Linked DNA regions of Homo sapiens: region 1 is linked to region 2. A link is a contact called in ENCODE Hi-C or POLR2A ChIA-PET data. All regions are on one chromosome and are shown on one strand. Each heading gives the region's core, a stretch centred on a gene start or an enhancer-like site at or near the end of the contact. The rest is flanking DNA. Distances are from core to core; before and after follow the strand shown.

Region 1 (2,548 bases), core at 49-2,548, 460 kb after region 2:
AATTGGGTGATTTTGGCTGGGCGCAGTGGCTCATGCCTGTAATCCCGGCACTTTGGGAGACTGAGGCAGGTGGATCACGAGGTCAAGAGATGGAGACCATCCTGGCCAACATGGTGAAATCCCATCTCTACTAAAAATACAAAAATTAGCCAGGCATGGTGGCGTGTGCCTGTAGTCCCAGGTACTCGGGAGGCTGAGGCAGGAGAACTGCTTGAACCCAGGAGGCAGAGGTTGCAGTGAGCTGAGATCATGCCACTGCACCCCAGCCTGGCAACAGAACAAGACTCCATCTCAAAAAAAAAAAAAAAAAAAATAGGAGATTTCACATGAAGGCCAGATTTTCAGCTTCTTAGGAAATATTTTAAGATCTGGAACACAGAGCCCACTGTTCTATTCTGGTGACAATGGTTTAGAATAGAGTATCAGTTATCCCTTGGCTGGGCACGGTGGCTTACACCTGTAATCTCAGAACTTTGGGAGGCTAAGGTGGGCAGATCACTTGAGCCCAGGAGTTCAAGACCAGTCTGGCCAACATTGCAAAACTCCATCTCTACTAAACATACAAAAATGAGCCGGGCGTACATGCCTGTAATCTCAGCTACTTGGGAGGCTAAGGCACGAGAATCGCTTCAACCTGGAGGCAGAGGTTGCAGTGAGCCAAGATCGTGCCACCACACTCCATCCTGAGCCACAGAGTGAAACTCTCAGAAAAAAAAAAAAAAAACAGAAAGAAAAGAAAAAAGAATTGAGTATCAGTTATCCACTTTAGATGACTAACTTTCCCTCGTTCTCACCTGGCCACTTTACTCAGTCACATTAGCTGCCTGATTCTGTTAGCTGTTGAGTCAAAAACTACTCACTAAAAGCAGTGTGTTAGGATGAATTGAGGACATGGGAGTACAGTACTACAATCCTGAGTATTTCACATCAGTTACTATACAATCCCCCAAGAAGAAGGAAGATTGCATTGGAGCCACCCTCCTTTTTCCATAATGGTTTTTAATAGCTCAACTCTGTCTACTTGGGTAACTTATGTTAGCTACAACTTCAAGATAAAAATCACATTATTGCAGAATCTTACTGCTGAAAGAGAGATTGGAAATCATCGAAACCGACCCTTTCCTTTCACCAAAAGTAACTGAGGCCCCAAAATCTTAAGTGACCCTCCAGAACAGGTGATGGCAGAGCCAGTGCCTTCTAACTGATGTTCAGTCCAGTCTCCAAATTTCCCCTTTGTATAAGAATACCAGTTGTATTTGATTAGGGCCCACCCTGATGACCTCATTTGTAAATACTTATCTCCAAGTAAAGTCACATTCTGACTTTAAAACCACATCCTGGGGGTTAGGATTTCAGCATATGAATTTGGAAGTGGGGGACAGAGTTCAGCTCATAATACTTCACTCTCTCCCCACCAGAATACATGTCCTTCACCCAATGAAAATATTCCATCCCAACAACCCCAAACGTCTTTCAGACATCAACTCTCAAGTCCAAAATCTCATCTTAAATATCATAAAATTGGGTATGCGTGACACTCAGGGTATGAGTCATCCTGAAGCAAAATTGTTCTCTAGCTGTGTGTGAACCTGGGAAACCAGACAAAAAGTTATCTGCTTCCAAAACAGAATGGTGGGACAGGCATAGAATATACATTCCCATTCTGTAAGGGAGAAGTTGCAGGGGGAAAAAAAAAGAAAGAATCATGGTTCCCAAGCAAGTCTGAAGCTAGCGGGGGAAATTCCATTCCATTTTAAGGCTTGAAAATAATCCTCTTTGGCTAGATGTTCTGTCCTCAGGGCTCACAGGGGAGGGGATGCATAGCCCTGCCTTCCAGGCACAGGGTCACAGGAGCCCCACCCCCACAGCCCTGGGCAATAGTTCTACCCTCTACAACCAAGGAGGAGCCAGTCGCTGAACCATCTTTGAAGCCATTGGTCCTTCATTTCATCCTGTCTCTGTCCCTTTCAGTCCATGCTGTCAATGTTTCTGCTGGTATAAAATTCTCAAAAACCTTATTGGCCTCCCATGCAAGTCATGGGGGTCCAAGCAGTCAGACAAGAGGGCACTCCGCGGATCTTTTTCAGATAACCACCTCTCTATTTCTGGCATCTACTGTGGAGGTTGATTGGATCCGTGAGTCACGTACCTAATTTCGTTAGCACATGGCTGTCCAGCCACACCCTTGGCATTCTCTCCCAATCTGAGGTACTGAGAGTTAAGCACTTCGATGTAGCAGTTTGGCGGGGTGGAGCGCGGGGGGGGACACAATTCACAGCTGAAATATTTCTTTACTTAAGCTAAGACTTTATCCCAATTTTGGTATATCTGACCAGTCTTACTAAAGCTACATTTTGTAAGACCAGAAATGAGTCTTTTCAAAACCAAAAGGTTGGTGTGAGGACAGAGAAAGTAGGCAAGCGGGGAGACAGGAGACGTCTATGTGTGCAGAAACCTGCACCTCTTCTCCTCCAGCTACCCGTGCAGGTCATTTCCCCCCAGGCCCATCCAGGTCTAGCGATGTCCCAGCACTGCCCCCTGGTGGAGC
Region 2 (4,881 bases), core at 1,710-4,209:
CACAACTGGGGAGAAGGAAAACTACTGGTATCTATTGGGTAGCTGGCCAGGAATGCTGCTAAACATTCTACATTGCACATGACAGCCCCTCCACAACAAAGAATTATCTGGAACCAAATGTCAACAATGCCAAGGTTGAGAAATCCTGGCCTAGATGTTGCTTTAAAAAATAAATTACTGATAGTATGTCATGCTTTCTTCTAGCTACCTACCTCTTCCCTGAAAAATGAAGTGCATGTAGCCAAAAAAAAGTATATTATAGCTAATCAAAATTTTATTCCATAAAAACAAATTCATTTGATAAATATATATAGTATCAACTATGTACAAATTTCTGACTCAGAATAAAAAAATTATTTCATAAAAATAATGTGTTCAAATGTAATACCCAAATCAATGCAGTCTTTACACATTAATGTGTGTGAAATAACTAATTTTAAAATTTGTTTTCAGTATTTTAAAAATTCTGAAGTACTATACTGAATTTTCTCTGATCACTTTCCCACGTCTTAACTCACTTGATTTTTAGCATGACAAATAGGGCACTCCAACTTTTAAAGCTATTTATAATCTCAGAACCCAAAGAAATAAATGTAAAAGTGTATCGCCACTTTTAAAATTTAAAATGTATTAAAAATGTATACTGAATCACAGATTAACCAGTTAAATCAAACTAAGAGTTACGTTATATATACATTAATTATTTTACTCTACTCTCCAACTTCATTTTATTAACACAGTGACCCAAAAAGGCTTGGGTTGAAAGGGTATTAATACTATTAATCTTGTAAAACACACACATGTTCAACCATTAGATAGGTGTTCATTACCTTCCTTCTTAGCAAAAAGAGAAGACTGACCCTTAATTTCTCCCACAGAACACTGATCCAAAGTGGCCCTTCACAGAGATTGAAATGCAAGCCTCACTCAGAGGCCACAAAGAGACAGGGGACTCTTAAAACCATCTGGCAGCCGTGACCACTGAAGGGCTGCGCATTCATGTTCTACATATCACAGACAGAAGGTCCTGGATCCCCACCAAGACCCACCTGGGTCTGCAGCAGCCCACACCCTGCCAATCCTTTGGGGTTCAGCACCAAAGGTTATTATTGACTTGAACATTTTTATACAGCAGAGAAGGACCCATGGGTTGGAATGAAGAAATATGTCCAGAATCCAGGAGGTCTGCTTCCTCACCGCACTCTCACTGACCACATGCCTGTGAGCCAGTCCTTGAGTGTCTCTGAGGCTCAGTATACATATCTGTAAAACAGGTGTTGTTGGGAGGATTAAATGAAATCAATGTACATGAAAGAACTTTATAAACTGCCAGGCCCCATAAAGCGCATGAATTTGTTTTTTGCGGAATGTACAATAGGGCCTCTCCTTCTTCTTTCTCTGACGTCCCATGAGCATCCTCCTGCCCCCTTTTATTTACTCTCAAGAGACAGGTCATCAAACTGAACCAAATCCCATCAGATAGAATCCACAACAGTCTGAGAGATGCGAATGATACATTCCATCACTTTAACATGGAACTCTATTTCTTCCTGTAATCTGTATTGAGTGGCAAGTGCTCTGGGTGCATTACTTCAGTTAGGCTTCACAACAACCCTACCATATAATAATCATCCCTGTTCTACCAGCAGAAAAGTGAAGCACAAAAAGATTTAAAACTCACCTGATTTTCACAAAGCTAGAATTGAGGGAACCAGGACAGGAGGCAAGCCCATTTAATTCCAGAGCCCACACTCTTAACCCCTACCACAAACAACCTCCCATTTTAAAAATAGAGTTGTTTCTAAAACCAAATACCAATTTTTGTAAAGTGAGCCTCACAGTGTGCTGAGAGCCAAGCAATGTACAATTACCATACCATATAGATATACTGAATCTTTTCACTTTGTACACCTACTCTTCCCAACTTTCTCTTGGTCAGGACACTGAAAGCGGGACCAGTGAAACCGACATTTTGCCTAAAACATGGTTCTACCAGTGATTTTCTTAAGTTCAAGAAGAAAGTCGCTTCTCCACTGAGATATTTACAATCATCTCTGACATTGCAGAAGTGAATTACTGGTATGTTTGATGAGATGATGCAATCAATGAATATGTGAAAATAATGGTGATAATAATACATGCTTATTCATAACACTTCCAGGTTACAGAATGCTTCCATTATACATTATCTCACAAGACTGGATCATCCAGCCATGAGGGGAAGAAAAGATGTGCAAATATTGGAAGGAAAAAGGTAAGCCAAGCGTCAGAGTAACCAAGGAGAGAACTAGTGCCCAGGGTTCTTGCTTATTCATTCTACAATGAAAACTGAAATTTTGGAACTTCTGAAGGACTAGAAAAGAACACATATCTTGTGATTCCAAAATAATTTTGAAATATTTTCCTTTTATGCAAGACCATAAAACAAAACAAAACAAAAACTTTATTAAAATAATTCTATCTGCATTTTTATATTATAAATATAATCCTAGAAATACAAAATTTACCTTATGGAGTACATTGTGTGAATAGATCAGAAGTAAAAAAAAAAAATCACAAAAATACATAAGTAGAAAAGTACAATGTTTGCATTAATACCCTATTTGGCCCCCATCCATTTTTATCTCTCCTCTCCCTAATTACTACTAGCCACTGCAGGCAGTTATAATGACTTAGTTTGCCTATCCCCTCCAGGCTTAATACAGGACTTTATAAGGGACTCAACTAAGGCATGAAATGGTTAATTGATGGAAATTAGGTACTATAAAATAAATGGCACACAGACAAGCCACCCTAAATTCAGCTGAAATGCAACTTTGAGCAAAAGCAAACCACAAATTTAATAGCACTACAACAAAAAATGTTCCTTTTGAACTTGACAGTTCCCAGTCATTCAGCCCAGAGTAACACACAGGGAACAGTCCTCAGAAAGTTCTGTGGTGTCTTCTGAATCACTGCCATTACCCGAGAAAACCCCAGGAAGTGGTTTGACTGAGTAGCTGGACCAGTGCGTAGGTATCAGCTGATGTCTCTCACACATACAAGTCAGTAACAATGGGGACACTGTGAAACCAGGAATAACCTTCCTTATCTTTAGTAGTTGGGGAAATCATTTCTAACTCAGTGAGTATATAACTTGGGAACAGGTCAAATGGTTAATTATTCACTGAGAGCTTAGTAATTAATCTGCGTTAGATCAAATATCATCAGACCTGAATAACATAAGGATGTCCGATGTCTGGAACAATGAGTCTTTGGAATCGCTTCCATAAAGCAGCAATCTTTCCTAAACAGTTATGTCCAACAAAGAACAAAGCCTAAATGCAGGCAGCTGTTGGCAAAAACTAATCAAAATGGACCGTGATTTCATAAAACCTTTCAAAGTCAGTTTATTTTAAAATATAAGTTGATGCCATCTTTTTCTGCTCCAGCAAATGGTTGGAGCAAACCATACTATTAGGTGAAACTCCAGCTGCTGATAAATCTGGGCGGTGGCAAGCCAGTGAGCTCACCCGGAAGAAAACCATGCAGTCACAGAGTCCATCCTCACATGTCTTTATCTAACAACCAAAGGAAACCAAAGGAAAAGGTCCAAGACATCCTGCCAAACCAAAACTAAGAGAGATACTGTGATTTATCTAAACCCAGAGATATGAACTAACTAGCTACCTCTTTTCTGTAACAGAAGTTAGCCCTTTAATGGCCACGATTGAGGGTCATAAAAGGAAGTTATGATTTCATGCAGTATTGGGTTTTTTACAATTCATAAATTTCCCACTGGATGCTTTTCAGTGTATTATCCCAATGGTTAGCACCTTTTTGACTGATTTGACTATTGTTTTTCTACATTCCCAGCATCTACAATCCCAACTTCTGGAAGTTTTAATTATCCAAAGGATCTAACAAGGTCACAAGGGCAACCATAAGACACAACTTTTACCCATAACAGCAATATTCCCCTCACAAGAAGAATCTGCAATTCCAATTCTAAAGCATTACACAGCAACCCTTTTTTACAGACACCACACAGCTTTGACCCCAGCAAGAGCCCACTGCACAGAAACATAGAACAGACTCACCTGCCTTCAACACTCAGCAGTATATGTACCAAGAGCTCTCCAGCTCTCCTGTGCGAAGCCACAGCCACCTTTTGGGAAATCCTTTATATCTACTCACTAGAAAAAAAATGGCTGTGTGCCCCCAATCCAAACAAGACATTTAAAGAAGCAGACTTTTTTCTTATCTCTACTTTCCCAAAAGAAGTGGATACCTTAAAAACAAGCTGTATATTCAAAACAGCAAATTCTGGGATGGACTGAGAATTAATCCAATCACCACCATTATTTTGAACACCAATACTATTGACTAGTAAATGAGGTACACCATGATTTACCACAGGCTTACATATACGAAGTGTCTTTTATGTTATTAAAACTTAAAAAATCATTGTAAGTATAATTGACTACATTATTTGAAAACAATTAATCCATGAATGGAATATATGATTATTCTCAATTTTGAGCACACATTTTCCAGCCACTCTGGATTGAGAGAAATACACCATTTGCGTATACTGAATCTGGCATGATCATATAGCGCTAGGTTCATATATTGCATGAAAAAACAAGCCTTCTCCCCATTACCTCTTCCTATCCTGGCCCATGGGAATTTTAAGAACAGCCTCCAACAGAATAATAAATTAACATATTCATAAAAAGAATAGATGAGGTGTTCCCTAGCTCCTGAATTTTTTTAAGTTGACCAATAATTTTTCAAATTATCTAAGGAATGAGCAACATCCTTCTAAAATACTGAGTTTTCTGGGATCTGACCAACATCAAAAGAAACACACAGTTGCACCAATCCCTGAGCAGTTAGCAT

What was found. Hi-C counts contacts between places; a loop is a spot of excess contacts on that map. ChIA-PET counts read pairs that join two places held with the same protein, here RNA polymerase II (POLR2A). Pooled maps may share reads with other maps.
Region 1: a pooled map shows a loop between it and region 2 (2.4-fold over the local background). The contact joins two enhancer-like sites. A Hi-C loop is called at or near these places in 1 of 168 maps with a recorded cell type or tissue (MCF 10A) and 3 of 50 pooled maps. POLR2A ChIA-PET finds 5 or more read pairs at or near these places in 2 of 52 experiments (BJ and MCF 10A).

What each region holds. Positions count from the first base shown.
Region 1 is chr6:143,335,238-143,337,785 of GRCh38, forward strand. All of the region lies in intron 5 of AIG1 (androgen induced 1), which reads left to right. Among named protein-coding and RNA genes, the nearest start is that of ADAT2, 110 kb to the right of the region's middle. Within about 2 kb of position 1,299, at least 3 of the 41 ENCODE cell types and tissues checked have a DNase peak (open chromatin) inside an H3K27ac peak, as active enhancers do.
Region 2 is chr6:142,869,077-142,873,957 of GRCh38, forward strand. The region is part of intron 1 of HIVEP2 (HIVEP zinc finger 2); the gene reads right to left. Among named protein-coding and RNA genes, the nearest start is that of HIVEP2, 74 kb to the right of the region's middle. Within about 2 kb of position 2,960, at least 16 of the 41 ENCODE cell types and tissues checked have a DNase peak (open chromatin) inside an H3K27ac peak, as active enhancers do.